Linked DNA regions of Homo sapiens: regions 1, 2, 3 and 4 are each linked to region 5. A link is a contact called in ENCODE Hi-C or POLR2A ChIA-PET data. All regions are on one chromosome and are shown on one strand. Each heading gives the region's core, a stretch centred on a gene start or an enhancer-like site at or near the end of the contact. The rest is flanking DNA. Distances are from core to core; before and after follow the strand shown. Region 1 has its middle 27 kb from the start of ADGRF5. Region 2 holds the start of OPN5 (opsin 5). Region 3 has its middle 31 kb from the start of ADGRF4. Region 4 holds the start of ADGRF5 (adhesion G protein-coupled receptor F5). Region 5 holds the start of TNFRSF21 (TNF receptor superfamily member 21).

The links. Hi-C counts contacts between places; a loop is a spot of excess contacts on that map. ChIA-PET counts read pairs that join two places held with the same protein, here RNA polymerase II (POLR2A). Pooled maps may share reads with other maps.
Region 1: a loop to region 5 is called in a map of endothelial cell of umbilical vein, with 7 times the contacts of the local background. The contact joins the enhancer-like site here to the promoter of TNFRSF21 in region 5. A Hi-C loop is called at or near these places in 1 of 168 maps with a recorded cell type or tissue (endothelial cell of umbilical vein). POLR2A ChIA-PET finds 5 or more read pairs at or near these places in 1 of 52 experiments (Panc1).
Region 2: a loop to region 5 is called in a map of OCI-LY7, with 3 times the contacts of the local background. The contact joins the promoter of OPN5 here to the promoter of TNFRSF21 in region 5. A Hi-C loop is called at or near these places in 1 of 168 maps with a recorded cell type or tissue (OCI-LY7), 3 of 37 single-sample maps with no recorded cell type and 9 of 50 pooled maps.
Region 3: a loop to region 5 is called in a pooled map, with 2.9 times the contacts of the local background. The contact joins the enhancer-like site here to the promoter of TNFRSF21 in region 5. A Hi-C loop is called at or near these places in 1 of 37 single-sample maps with no recorded cell type and 5 of 50 pooled maps.
Region 4: a loop to region 5 is called in a map of breast epithelium, with 6 times the contacts of the local background. The contact joins the promoter of ADGRF5 here to the promoter of TNFRSF21 in region 5. A Hi-C loop is called at or near these places in 1 of 168 maps with a recorded cell type or tissue (breast epithelium). POLR2A ChIA-PET finds 5 or more read pairs at or near these places in 1 of 52 experiments (Panc1).

The regions. Positions count from the first base shown.
Region 1 is chr6:46,947,437-46,950,136 of GRCh38, reverse strand. It overlaps a transcript of ADGRF5 not described here. Among named protein-coding and RNA genes, the nearest start is that of ADGRF5, 27 kb to the right of the region's middle. Within about 2 kb of position 1,321, at least 4 of the 41 ENCODE cell types and tissues checked have a DNase peak (open chromatin) inside an H3K27ac peak, as active enhancers do; they include endothelial cell of umbilical vein, where a contact is called at or near this core.
Region 2 is chr6:47,780,773-47,783,472 of GRCh38, reverse strand. It overlaps OPN5 (opsin 5), which reads right to left and starts at 1,441. Exons shown (of 7, transcript NM_181744.4): 1 at 1,277-1,441. The coding sequence starts at 1,406.
Region 3 is chr6:47,727,770-47,730,469 of GRCh38, reverse strand. No RefSeq gene overlaps it. Among named protein-coding and RNA genes, the nearest start is that of ADGRF4, 31 kb to the right of the region's middle. Within about 2 kb of position 1,274, at least 3 of the 41 ENCODE cell types and tissues checked have a DNase peak (open chromatin) inside an H3K27ac peak, as active enhancers do.
Region 4 is chr6:46,920,656-46,923,355 of GRCh38, reverse strand. It overlaps ADGRF5 (adhesion G protein-coupled receptor F5), which reads left to right and starts at 1,418. Exons shown (of 21, transcript NM_001098518.2): 1 at 1,418-1,643. LOC105375080 (a long non-coding RNA gene) reads right to left here and starts at 1,277. Exons shown (of 3, transcript XR_001744147.2): 1 at 921-1,277.
Region 5 is chr6:47,308,588-47,311,287 of GRCh38, reverse strand. TNFRSF21 (TNF receptor superfamily member 21) reads left to right here and starts at 1,383. Exons shown (of 6, transcript NM_014452.5): 1 at 1,383-1,872. The coding sequence starts at 1,777. RefSeq lists enhancers at 1,121-1,415, 1,367-1,546, 1,710-2,432 and a silencer at 1,687-1,916.

The sequences.
Region 1 (2,700 bases), core at 72-2,571, 360 kb after region 5:
ATGGGTGGAGTCCGGGTGATGACCTCAAAGGTCCCTTCCCGCTCAAAGCTATCAAGAGTCTCGTGATGTCAGTGCGGTGATCCAAGCCACCAAATGAAGGTCTGCAAAAAATATCATCAGGCTAGAGTGAGGATAGCTGACTTTTCACCAGCTAGCCCTACCTATCTGCTGCAGTAAGTTTAAAATAGGGTCTTAGTAACAATGGAGTAGGCTGGACTTCCAGGAAAGAGCAAAAAAGAAACGAGAACAATGAGGAGGGAAAACTTCACTGTAAACCACTCTTCTTGGGTTACTCTTTAACTAAATTATGGGTTACTTCTTGTGCTGCAAACACATTCCTATTTGATGGAAAACTGCCACATTTCTGTACATTTTCAGCTCAAGTAGAGTCAGGCAAATAACAGCAAGACTCAGAGCTTTGGCCCTGATTTCTCCTCTAGCTAAAATGGAAATATGACTACATGGATATGGGTTCCTAGCCATTCCGAGGTCTAACTTTAAAATGTGAAAAAGAAACTGATTCTACCATCTTCTAAGTTGCAAGGACTATGAATGGAATATTTGACTTTTGGAGAGAGAAGAAAGCTGGCTGGAACTGTCTGCCTGCTGTGAGTCAAGTTCACTGGCCACTGCCTTCTACCCATCTTTCCTTTTCTGCTACATGAACCACCTCAAGAGCAGTCTCTTTGTGAAGTAGGGATCTGGAAACTTTTAGAGAAGTAAGACTTAGGCTTAGGTAGACCCTATACACATCAGCAACCACTCCAGGCAGCCCCAGAGCTTTCTGTTAATACTTTATCCTTTGTGGACTCAAAGAACTTGCAGTTCTGGACCCTCACATGTTTCTGACCATGCTTGGGCAGCATCTCAGCATGCCTTTGCTTTCTTCAATCTCACTTTGAGATCCTGGGGGAAGAAAGCAGCAGTCCTTTCAACAGAAACAGTTATAAGCAAATGCTATATGTTTTCAGACCGAAACAAAGCCATGATATATTTTATTCTCAAGGCTTACCTAAGTTAGCTTTCTTAAAAACACTAATTAAAAAAAATCCTTTGAAATGTAATCAACTGTACATGACAAAATCATAGAAACCCTTGCAGACCAGGGTATTTATTTTTAGATGCGCATCAGCCTACCCAGCATAGCAAAGCCACTGTCTCATGTCCAAAGCATGGCCCTGGGAATTTCCTCTAACAAGGCTGTGTTTCCGCCCATTGTTGTAGCACAAAGGACAGAAGGAGGCCTGAGTAGAGGCTCATGTTAACCCCGCCTAGAGTAAAATCTGGAACCTGTCATCACCTCGGTTGGATCAATGTGGTCTTGAGGGCTGGGGTCAAGAGGGAGATTGCCCGCCAACTCTGGACAGATGCAAATGAGTAGTCATCCAAAAATATTCCAGAGACCGGTGACGGCAATTCAAAAGTAAAGCGTCAGCTTTCTTTTTGTAGTCAAGGATCTAAATCTCACCCGTACTGTGAAGTGAATTCTGGTCTAGACCTGAGACAGCGATGCTGTTTGAGGATCTTGGCTTGAATTGCAATTAATAAAGTGATTTTAAGAATATTTTGTTTTAAAAAAGCCATAAATCTGTGTACACACAGCCCCAATAAACACACACATACACACACACACACACACACACACACACACACACACACACTCACTAGAGCAAGTATCAGATACCTGAATCACCCAGAACTTTACTATTATTCTAGGCCAGTTTCTGATCCTTTATTTATTCATTGATGAAATGGGCATAACAGATCTCACATCCTATTAGTTTGGGGATAAATAAGGTATAATATTACAAATAATCTCACCCAAACTAGACTTTTGCTTAAGTTTTTGCATCTTGGTCCTAACATGTTTTGAGCTTCTTACAAGAAACTTGTGCACAAATATTTACTGTCAAGTCTCCAGGGGTTTTATTTGTTTGTTTTGCTACTACAGGAAAAGAAGGCCAATTTGTTACTTAATTGGCACACTTTACAAGCAAAGCTTTTCATGCCTTTGTCAAGTTCCTTCTACTCCTGGGGAAGGTCACTGCATTATTACTCAAAGTTGCAATGCTCAGGGCTATGTCTGGGGGTCTCCGTGAAAGATGAAGAGGTGGGTCTCAGGTCTGCACACAGCAGTCCACACACATCCTGTCCGGTGTTGAGTCTGTGATCTGCATTCCACAGCCCCATCACCACCCCTGCCCAATCAAAGGCCCAAGGAGCAAGGGGGACCTGCACGTACAAACACCAGCCTGAGCAGGGACTGGGTTGTTGGCCTCTGCTGGCAGGTGGATGTCCAGGTCCCCCCTCCAAGGTCCGCAGATTCAGGAAAATGTGCTGTAGCCCTTTGGTGAGAATGTGAGAATGTTAGTAAAAATGCCTTCATGGATTGTTTTGTTTGCAAGTGTTTATTATCAGACACCCCTCAGAGGTTCACAGGGCAGGTTGCGAATGTCCGAAGTGGGGCCTGGGAATTTCCTTCCACAAAGCCTGTGCTTCCTCTCTTTGTTACTCCTCAAAGAACAAGTTGGAGCATTACTAGAGATCCTTACTTAACCCTTTATCCTGCCCACCACTTCTTCGTTTACATTACAGAAAATTCACGCTGCCAGCCATCTAAGGAGCAAAAAGATGTTTGGGTTTTGGTAGTGGTGTGCACCCGCAGATGTGCACATATGTGTGCATTTGTGTGCATGAGTG
Region 2 (2,700 bases), core at 192-2,691, 470 kb before region 5:
TTGCTACTTTCAGGAGGTTAAATGAAATTCTTAGCCAGTAATAAATAGATGAGAGAGGGAGAAAAAGAGAGAAAGGGAGGAAGGGAAGAAGGGTGGAAGAGAAAGATAGAAACAAAGAGAAAAGAGAGAGAGAGCAAGTTTGACCCAACATCTGAAAAAATTAAAGGCAAACAAACCTAAAGACATAACCCACCTTCACACTGGTCACCCAAAGTTAAAACAACAATTTTAAATTTAAGAAAAGTATGGTTTCTTTTCTTAAATTTAAATAGGTGGTTAAATTAAATCCTAACTGTCTAGATTAGTGCTATCCAGTATAAATGTAATGTAAGCCAGAAATGCGAGCCACATATGGATTCTAAAATTTTCTGGTAGCCACATTAAACAAAGTAAAAATTTACAAAGTAAAAATTTAATTTATAAATTTAAAATTTACAGTAAATTAATTTTAATAATATATTTTATTTAGCTTAACATACCTAAAATGTTGTATGTTCAACATGTATTTAATTTTTAAAAATTATTAATGAGATATTTTATACCACTTTTTGTTGTACTGAGCCTTCAGTATCTGGTGAGTATTTACACTACAGCAACTTTCAATTTGGAAAAGCCACATGTGGCTACTGAATGAATGAGATCATGCAGTCTAGAAGCAGGTGCACCCTTTCGTCAATTATGCACAAAAATCTTTTGACCCCGGACTTTCTTCCATTTATCACCAACACATTTTTCAACTGTCACCAAAATGGCTTAGCTATTTTGATGCGACTTTACTTTTAGGTGAAGTAAACTCAGTGTTTCTGCCATTACTATAGTACTATAGCACAATAGCACAATTGAGTTTTGCACAGTTGTGAGAACAGGAGACTGACCTAGATTATTTTTAAGGCCCATTCTCAACCTAAAACTTATGATTATGTCAAAAACATTATTTAAAAAGCACTCTGTTTAAATAAAATATCATTATCATTAATTTTGGTATTCAGAAAGTAAATCTACTCCCAAAGTAACCAAAATGAAATGGATAAATAATTTTGCTGTAAGAGTTCTTGGATTATCAATGGAATTTTATTCCTAATAATAATGATAATAAAGAGTCATTTCTAGGAAACATTTATTGAATGCCATAATGCCATTCCATCTTCTGCCTTTCCCCACTCTTCGCCTCCACTAAACTATCCACTTAAGTATCAGAATCCTTTCACAAAATTAACATATCAGCCCATGAATTTTCTAAATGCAGCCTTTGCACAGAAGAATTAAGGAAGCTTACCAATTATTGTTAGGTAAAAGCCAGCCACTAAATCCGCTTCCCAAGAAAGTTTGGAAGCAAAAGGATCCCCATCTCGAAGGTAATGGGGCAGGCGCTCGTCCTGAGGCAGGGCAGTGTGATTTAACGCCATTCTGTTCTCGAACCACGAGGGATCTGAAAAGCAAACCAGTAGAGATCTCAGCAGACCTGAATAAGCCAGCTTGAACCATTTCATAATCGTGGCTCCTGTTTTAAAACAAAAAGCAAGTTCCCAGGGTCATGCATGATTCTCTAATTAATAACTGGTAAAAATTTTAACATTTTTTTCAATGATCCAATTATGTCATTACTCAGTTATTCGGTTGGCAGATTATCCAAGCCTTCATTTTCTCCTCTGTTTTCTCATGCTACTCTTTGAGCCACTTCTTTTCTCCTTGGGGTGATTAAAAGGTTGAAGGCCAAACTGTGCAATTTACTGTTTCTTAGCAATTTTTGTAAAGGTCTGAGCAGGAAATGATATTGTATGGAGTGTGCACACATACACACACACACACTATATATATATAATTTATGTATATAAATTATATATAATATATAAAAAATTTACATATGTATATATATAACTTGTCAGAATATAGTATTTTTTGATTATCCAGATTTCCCAGAAAATCATTTCCATTGTACATTCAATGAGGTTTAGAGTTTTGTAAGGAAAGAAATAGAGCATTCAGTACAAAGGAACATGGACACTTAATTAATTGAAGCTAAGAGCTAGGTGATTGTCAAAGTGATCTTGAAATTTGGAGCTATTTAGAAAGGATTCAAGCTGGGTTGTAACTCACAGGCACATCCACAGGAAGGTTTGTTTCTCAAGTTTCCTAGAGCAGAAAGCAATTTCATTATTTCTCACCACTGCCCCAAATCCATACTTTCTATTTGCTCATTTATGCTTCTGGATGAAATCTTGAGCATTGAGGAATTTCTCAGATACACAGGTCTTAGTACTGTTTCTTTTGAATTGGAGTTTTAAAAGGTTTACACAAAGTCTTTGATGGGCTTTCTGCAAAAATAAAAGTCACATGATATCCCTCATCCTGAAACTTGGAGTCGTGTGTTGTTCTTCAGATAAAGTATGCTGCTGATGTTAAAACTTCCTTTGGAAGGGTCATTCCTTTGTCATGATTGTTCCTATTTGTTTTGAAAGGGGAAGAAATACTAGTGTGGCTGTTTCTCTTTTGAACTTGCCTATTTCAAATCGAACCAACAGATGTCACTGTTCAGCTCTCTAGGCAACAATTTCGGGCATTATATGAGACAGCAAGTGGAACACAGAGTTGTGTGCCCCACAGGCGGTGACAGGGTGATCGGCACATATCTAACCATGTAATTCACCTTCGCAAAAGACATGAATTTAACCCCTTTCTAACTGCCAACTTACAGCTTAC
Region 3 (2,700 bases), core at 25-2,524, 420 kb before region 5:
CAAGTATGTGATTAAGGTATCTGGGAGCAGACTCCTACTCAAGTCAGGGAGGGATCTGGGAATCAGTCCCTGGGGAAAAGGAAAGACTGGAGCAAAGTGAAGGCCCAGATTTATATGGACTTAAAATCAGAAAGGAGGATCAATACATGGCACAGAGTCGCTATTAGGGCTGGTACAATATGGAAAGTTGGCTCCAGGAGAATGGTGGAAGCCCTGTTACAACTGGGGCACATGATCAAAAAATAAGCAAGGAGTTTCATTAGATATTGAATCACTCAGCTCATAATGAAAAAGACTTCTTATACTTCCTTCTGAAGGTCAAAATCAGTCCTAAAGCCTAAGGCGAGGTTGATCCTGAAGTTTAAGTGAAGTGAACTTCACTAGGGAAAAACATTTCTTCAGAGATTGGGGTCTAAGCAGAATCATTACATATTGGAGACCCTTATATACACATTGATTAAAACATAAAAAAAAATGAAATAATTGTTTTCTTTAACCCTATTGGGGGGACTTTTTATGTGCAGGTCTTCTCCACTTAGCTCCCTTTGGTGACAGGGCTGGACAGCAGCAGCAGGGGATGGAAGAAAGAAGCAGCTCTTCCTTGAAATCTTCTGAGACCTCAACAGAGGAAGCTTATGGGAATGGACAGGAAGCTGGACTGAGCTCACTTGCCTAGAGGACTATTCCTATGTGGAGTGAGCAGCTACCCAACTCCCAGAGCCCAGACGGGCTGAGTAGCCAGGGCTTGACTGGCCATGAGCACTGCCTAAGGGGTCTAGGATACTTCACAGGGTACAGTAGCCAGACCAGGAGTGGGTGGTGACAAGTGATCTCAGGGGGCTGACCAATGGAGCAAGGTCCAGCCAGAGCATGGGACAGCATCCAAGAACCAAGCTGCCCAGAGGAGGTGTGAGAGCTCTGGTCTTACAAGGTACAACTCAGATCAGGACACTAACCACAGCATGATAGCTGTTTAGTAAACCAGACCCTGCCAATACAGGAGATAAAGGAAACAACAACAGGCTGAAGACACCCAGAACCCCTGGCTCATCTTCATCTCACCTAAACCAGGTTGATGGTAGCAAATCCCAGGTCCTAATCACTGCTGTGCATGAAACTCTGAGCATGCTTTCCAAATTATTGGCATTGGCTCAAAAATGGGCAAAGCTGAGCTGGTAAGTAAAAGGCCTCATTATAACAGTGCAGAAGCTAGGAGGTAAGGGCTAAGGTGAAGATTCTAGGCAGACAGCATGATTCAGAGGTGACTCAAGTAGACTGTAGTAGGAAACCTTAAGCAGGAAGCCTTGAGTCTGCAGCTTAAGCCACTGCTTCAGTGTCTACGGTGAAAGATTCACTTATATTTGAAACACTTTTCTTTAAAAAACAGAGAGCAAAGATTAGACAGGAAATAACCAAGAAAGACACGTGACCTTACCCCAGAAAGACAAAGGTGTTCTTGTGGATCCCAGGTGCCTGGTCCAGCCCCATTCACCAAGACTGACTTCCTCATAGGAATATTATTGCACTAAGAAGTCCTTGTGAAAAAGAGACATGATTGAAACATCCTCTCTGCAGTTTTTCTTTGTGACAACAGCAGATCAGGGACTTGGAGATTCAGGATTGATTGCAGCCCATTTTTCCACTCTGTCCATGGTGAGAGGTGAAGAAAGAGATGGACAGAAGAGTTATGACTTACATGACTGGTGGTACTCAGGTGTTCTCAGAGCTCAGAACATATTCCAGAGCCTGATTTATTTCCTGATTTCTTTACAATAAATCACTCTGAAAACCAAGAACACTAGAATATAGACTGCTTGTACACTAAAATCAGAGCTCCTTTGGAAATGGGTGGCCCATTCCTGGGAGGAACAATCATATCTCAAGGTGCATTTATCCTGGGTAGCCACATCAGCCCTGTGTTTTCTCTTTACATAGTTCCAGTAGCCTGCAAGGTCACTGATGGGTAGCTCTCTAATAATGGCTTAGTAACTCAAAATATTTGGATCCCAGATTTATTTGGCTGCTATGTGGCTTATTTTTTTTAAGTGAGCCCTACTTCCATTGAGCACATGTTCTCTGTCAGAAAATTTTCATAAACATACAGTCTATCGTGCAAAACATCAGACTATCAATTACTTCCACTTACTCTGAGCAAAGAATATCATTAGTATACCAAAAAAAATAGTTTTCTATGAATGGCATCCTTGTTCACATTCCCTGAAGAGCAGAATCTGAGATGGAGGTTTGTTTGCATAAAGTTTATTGGGGAGTATTTCTGAGGGGGAATGAAAGCAGCCAGATTGGGAAGAAGGAAGAGATGAACTATGAAGCAATGAACAGTGGCCTCTGCTGATCCCACAGGAAGCTCTGGAGCTGAGTGGTCCTTCAGAAATGTTCCAAATTGAGCAAGGCCTTTATGGTTAATGTCATTCAATCATTGCATGCAAGCTGACCTTGGCATGATATAGAGAGAGGCAGTTTACTTCAGTTCTTGGAGGACAATGCTTAGGGTGTGATGTGGTTTGTCCCCACCCAAATCTCATCTTGAATTGTAGCTCTCATAATTCCCACGTGTTGTGGGAGGGACCCAGTGAGAGGTAATTTAATCATGGGGTGGGTCTTTCTGGTGCTGTTCTCATGATAGTGAATAAGTCTCATGAGATCTGCTGGTTTTATAAAGGGATATTCTCCTACACAAGC
Region 4 (2,700 bases), core at 169-2,668, 390 kb after region 5:
GAGGCATTGGAGCCCAGGGCTCCAGAGAACAACAAACAGTTACTAAACTCTTCCTCTTCAGTTTCAGCAGAGTCTATAAACTCAGTACTATTATTATCCCACTTTCACACACAATAAAACTGAATCTCAGGGCCAGGAGCAGTGGCTCACGCCTGTAATCCCAGCACTTTGGGAGGCCGAGGCTGGGGATTACCTGAGGTCAGGAGTTTGAGACCAGCCTGGCCAACATGGAGAGACCCTGTCTCTATTAAAAATACAAAAATTAGCCAGATGTGCTGGTAGGCACCTACAGTCCCAGCTACTGGGAAAGCTGAGGCAGGAGAATCGCTTGAACCCAGGAGGCAGAGGTTGCAGTGAGCCAAGATCGCGCCACTGGACTCTAGCCTGGGAGACAGAGCGAGACTCCGTCTAAAAACAAAACAACACTGAATCTCAATAGGGTCAAGTAATGTGTACCCGGCCACATATAATTGGTGGGACTAAAGCATCAGTTCCTACAGTCTGACTCCAGAGTCCTTTCTTTGACACTATGAGGAATTCCCTGAAGATACTCTTGGGACTACCTGCATGGGACTCACCCGAAGCACTTATTTCCAATGCCGATTCCAAGCCAGGCCTCATTCATCAAACTTTCTGTGGGCAGAGCTCCAGAGTAGAGAGTCAAACAGCATTCCCCATCCGTGTTCTGACCTTGGGAAGGGTTCTCCTTGGGCCTCAGTTTCCTCTTTTGTAAAATGAGGATCAGTGAGGTCACTTCCAGTTCAAAAATGAGCTGACTATAATTCATCTTTAAACCCAGCAACCTGGATGCAGCCTGCCAACCAGGCCTTTACCATATATCTCCTTATCTTTAAATATCCATGCTATTGAGCGGTATTTTAAGTACCACTAAATTTATAGTTTGATACACAAATACTCACAGAGTTTCCCTGGAAACCTAGGAGAACTGGACGTCCCTCCAATATGGCATTTTTGAGGTACAGCCCTCCCGCGGGGGAGGACTAAGCAACTTCTCTAGGTCTCTTCTCTTCTGCGGATTCTTTTTTTCTCTGCTTTCTTGGCACTGCTAAAGACAAAGAATTCATCGATAGTCTTAATTTTCCTTCCTCTCTGAAGTTACAATCTAATTTAGTGGTCATCTTTTAAAAGTTGAAACCAGACATCCTGTACTTCTCATTAGCTCTAACCTATGTTTGGTTTGCTCTGGTTTTGCTTTTCTGATTTTTTTCTTTGGAGAAAGAAAAGTGAGAACTAGGGGCATTGGCCAAACAAGTCTGTCCACTTGGTGGAGAGGTTTCCAGATAAGAAGGATCTGAAGGACTTCCCATGGGCGTGAGGGAAATCGCACACGCCATCCGGGGAAGAGGACCAGGAAATCACTTTTTGTTTTTAAAACAGCAGCGCGGCTCTCAGGGATGACTCTGTGAGACTGGGAGGATCATAGCTGGGGGAGGCTGAGCGTGGGAGCGGTGCTGCCAGTCCTGCCTGAAAACGCGAAATGAGTCTTGCTTGGTTCTCCCTCCACTGGGCGTGAGAGCCCCTGCCCAGGAGGCCCAGGACAAATGGCCCCATAGTGGAAACTGGGAAGCTTTTAGGCATCTGATCAGAGCGGGAGCCAGCCGGGGGACCACAGTGCTGGACAGGTAACAGACATTTCTCCTACTGCGGTCTGTCATTCTGTCTCCCTTTGTAGCAAGACCTCAGGGGCTCCTAAGTCACTTCTCTTAAGACATCTTCCACTTACGATCCTCTTTGCCTGCTTTTCTTTTGCGTAGGTGTGATATGTATGTTGGGAAAGTTAAGTATGTCCAGTCAAGAGCATTGTGCATACTGTTGGTCCAGTTAATGAGACTATATTAAAGGAGATGGCGTATCAAGCAACTAGCTGGGATCCTTTAGGATTTTCTTAATAACAGACTTTTTTTTTTTCAAACAAGTTCTCTCGTCCTTAAACCAGAAAATACTATAAAAACCAGTGCATTCATGAGCTACTGAGCTGCTGCTCTTGCCAAGAGCATTTCAGGGCCAGTCGGCCATTGCTGTGGTCAGGCTGAGGAAGGAAGAGGCTGCATCCCAGTAGCAGGAGGAGGGAGCCCTGGCTATTCGCTCAGCTTCGGGAGAGTCCTTCCAAAGGACAAGGGATGACCTTAGAAATGTAAAATGTAGGCTGCAGCCTCCCACACAGGACTGAGGGGAAAGGAGTTTGTAGTCAGCATTAGGAAGGAGGTCAGTAAAAGTGCTGGGGCTTCAGGGCCAGGCCGACTTGTTTTGAAAGGAGCAACTCTATGATGTGCGGTTTGCTTAAACCATGTTTTCTCATATTTCAGAAAGCCAGGTCATGCCACTTCACTACAGCATTTTTTCTTTCATAAAGGGCTAACGTAGTTGGTTTTTCAATGTAGGTTATTTTTGAATTACACAGATAATACTTGACTATATTCTTATCGTAAAAGAATATCTCTAAATAGATTTTATTTTTATTTTTATTTTTTTGAGATGGAGTCTTGCTCTGTCGCCCAGGTTGGAGTGCAGTGGCACGATCTTGGTTCACTACAACCTCTGCCTCCCGGGTTCAAACGATCCTCCTGCCTCAACCTCCCAAGCAGCTGGGATTACAGGCACCCGCCACCACACCCTGCTAATTTTTGTATTTTTAGTAGAGATGGGGTTTCACCATGTTAGCCAGGTTGGTCTCGAACT
Region 5 (2,700 bases), core at 134-2,633:
CTCTAACATTTATAGACAATACTGACAAATGTTTGAAATAATAGATTGGAATTAACCCTCATATTAATTTTAGCTTCTACCAAAGTGTGCATAGAGCAAAGAATCAAAGGACAACATGTTAACTAATAAAGCAAATAATTGGTACCTATGACTTAGCAAGTTACCTTTATTAGCACTGGGTGTTGGATCTTGAAACTGATAGTTTAAAAAGTGTGATTCTTTTGAAATGGGACCAAAGGAGCCTAGGATAAGCCCAGCACCATAGGGCTCCCAATTGAGGGGTGTGGACTGGATGGCTGAAGAGGTAATATCAATACAGTGTGCCATGTGCTGTCAGTACCTAGATGATGGATAACACGATACCAGAAATGGTGGCCACAGTCAGGAGACTCGGCCTTCCCCCAGGTGAAACAAAGAAAAGGATAACAGCTGCTCTCTTACATTCAGAAGTGTGTGAGATACCAACATCCACGAGAATATTCCAGTTCTCCTTCTGAAGCAGAATACTACCTATTCTACCACCCACATCCTGACAAGGCCTTTGGAAATCAACTCAAAAATTTTTAGCATTATTTTTTGGGGGAAGGGTGATTAAAAAAAATCTCAGGGATAATCCGATTCAAAACTCTTGATTTTTAAATTAGGAAAATGCATCTTTTGATACATTTCAAGGAGTTCAAAAGTCCCTCCAAGACCATCCATGGACCCAACACCAATGACTCTGGGTTTTAAATCCTTTTAGTTTGGATTTCCTTAATTGCATTCATAAGCCCATATTAAAATTAAAATATAAAAAATTAAAATCTTTGCCCCATATTAAAATCACCCTGAAAACTTAAAAAACAAACAAACAACAACAACAACAAACCTCAATGCCCAGACCAGATCCTGTCCTGTTCCAATTAAATCAGAGTCTCTAGAGGTGGGACCCAAGAATCAATATATATGTTTTGAACTCTCCAGGTGATTCCACAGGGCAGCAAAGTTTGAGAAGCAACACACAGGTCTCCTTTTTCGTCACGCAGTTGATCTAAGTGCTCTGTGGTCTATTCACCATCGCTCTCTGATTTAATCATCGTGTCCGAAACAATGGAAAGGCGTATGTAGCTGAAATAATTTAGTTGGAATTATCTCGGAAAAAATAAGTAAAGTTAGATCAGGAGTGAGATGCTTTCTCAGCGCTTTCCCTGGGTCAACAGGCGCGTGCAATTTCCTCAGCGAACGCCAAGGGGCACCCTCTCCCTCCCCGCTCTACCTGGAACGCCTTCGCCTTTCCAACCGCACAAAGAGCCCGGCCTCCTCCCGGGTGACATCACAAAGGGCCGGTCCCCCGCCCCTTCGGCGCCACCACGTGTGTCCCTGCGCCCGGTGGCCACCGACTCAGTCCCTCGCCGACCAGTCTGGGCAGCGGAGGAGGGTGGTTGGCAGTGGCTGGAAGCTTCGCTATGGGAAGTCGTTCCTTTGCTCTCTCGCGCCCAGTCCTCCTCCCTGGTTCTCCTCAGCCGCTGTCGGAGGAGAGCACCCGGAGACGCGGGCTGCAGTCGCGGCGGCTTCTCCCCGCCTGGGCGGCCGCGCCGCTGGGCAGGTGCTGAGCGCCCCTAGAGCCTCCCTTGCCGCCTCCCTCCTCTGCCCGGCCGCAGCAGTGCACATGGGGTGTTGGAGGTAGATGGGCTCCCGGCCCGGGAGGCGGCGGTGGATGCGGCGCTGGGCAGAAGCAGCCGCCGATTCCAGCTGCCCCGCGCGCCCCGGGCGCCCCTGCGAGTCCCCGGTTCAGCCATGGGGACCTCTCCGAGCAGCAGCACCGCCCTCGCCTCCTGCAGCCGCATCGCCCGCCGAGCCACAGCCACGATGATCGCGGGCTCCCTTCTCCTGGTGAGCGCTTGCGTGGACCGGGGGTGGCGGCGGCGCCGGAGCAGAAGGAACCGCTCTCCGGGAGCCGGGCGGGTCACCGGGCCGGGGCTTAGGGAGGCGCGGGGCCCGGCCGACTGGGTTACGGGCACTGAGGGGTTTCCAAGGGAAGGCAACACACCAGAGGGCCTCGACTAGGTTATTTGGGGGAATCTCAGGGCTCAGCCGGGGCTGGGGAATGAAGACGAATTGTTTTCCTTGCAGTCTGGCTTTGCTGGAGGAGACGCTAGAGGTAGCCGCCCAGCTTCTGCGCATTTGAGGGCTTTTCCCCCTACTCGGCCTACCTCGCGCTCCCCACGCCCGCAGCCACAGCCCCCCACCCATCGGCCACTGCCCCTCTGCGTGGTGTGGGGCCTCGCCGCGGTGTGGGGCTCCCACGGCCGGCCGAGGCCGGCGCTTTGTTGCAGCTGCAATGTCATGTCGGGATGCTACCGCAGTGGAAGACAGTGGTACCGGTGCGCGCCGGACACCGGAGACCTCCGGGTGCTGTCGCGCGGTGCATTCCCGAGCAGGGCGCAAGCCGCCCCCTCCTCAATCCCTTTACCCTCTCTCTTCCCTCTTGGCTCGGGTGGGGTCTCAGGTTCTGTATGCCGAAATATCACCCTTAGACCCACTCTCCGGCGCCTCCAAAGCGCCGGCTTCCAGCCAGCCAGCGCGCCGGCACTGGAATGGGGGGAGGGGGAAGGAGATGTGTGTGAAGGAAGATGAATTTTCTACAGTCTTTCCGATCCCTCGTTTACCTGTGGCTAGGCAGGTGACCCTGCAGGGTGGTGCAGTCTCCCTCATCGTCTA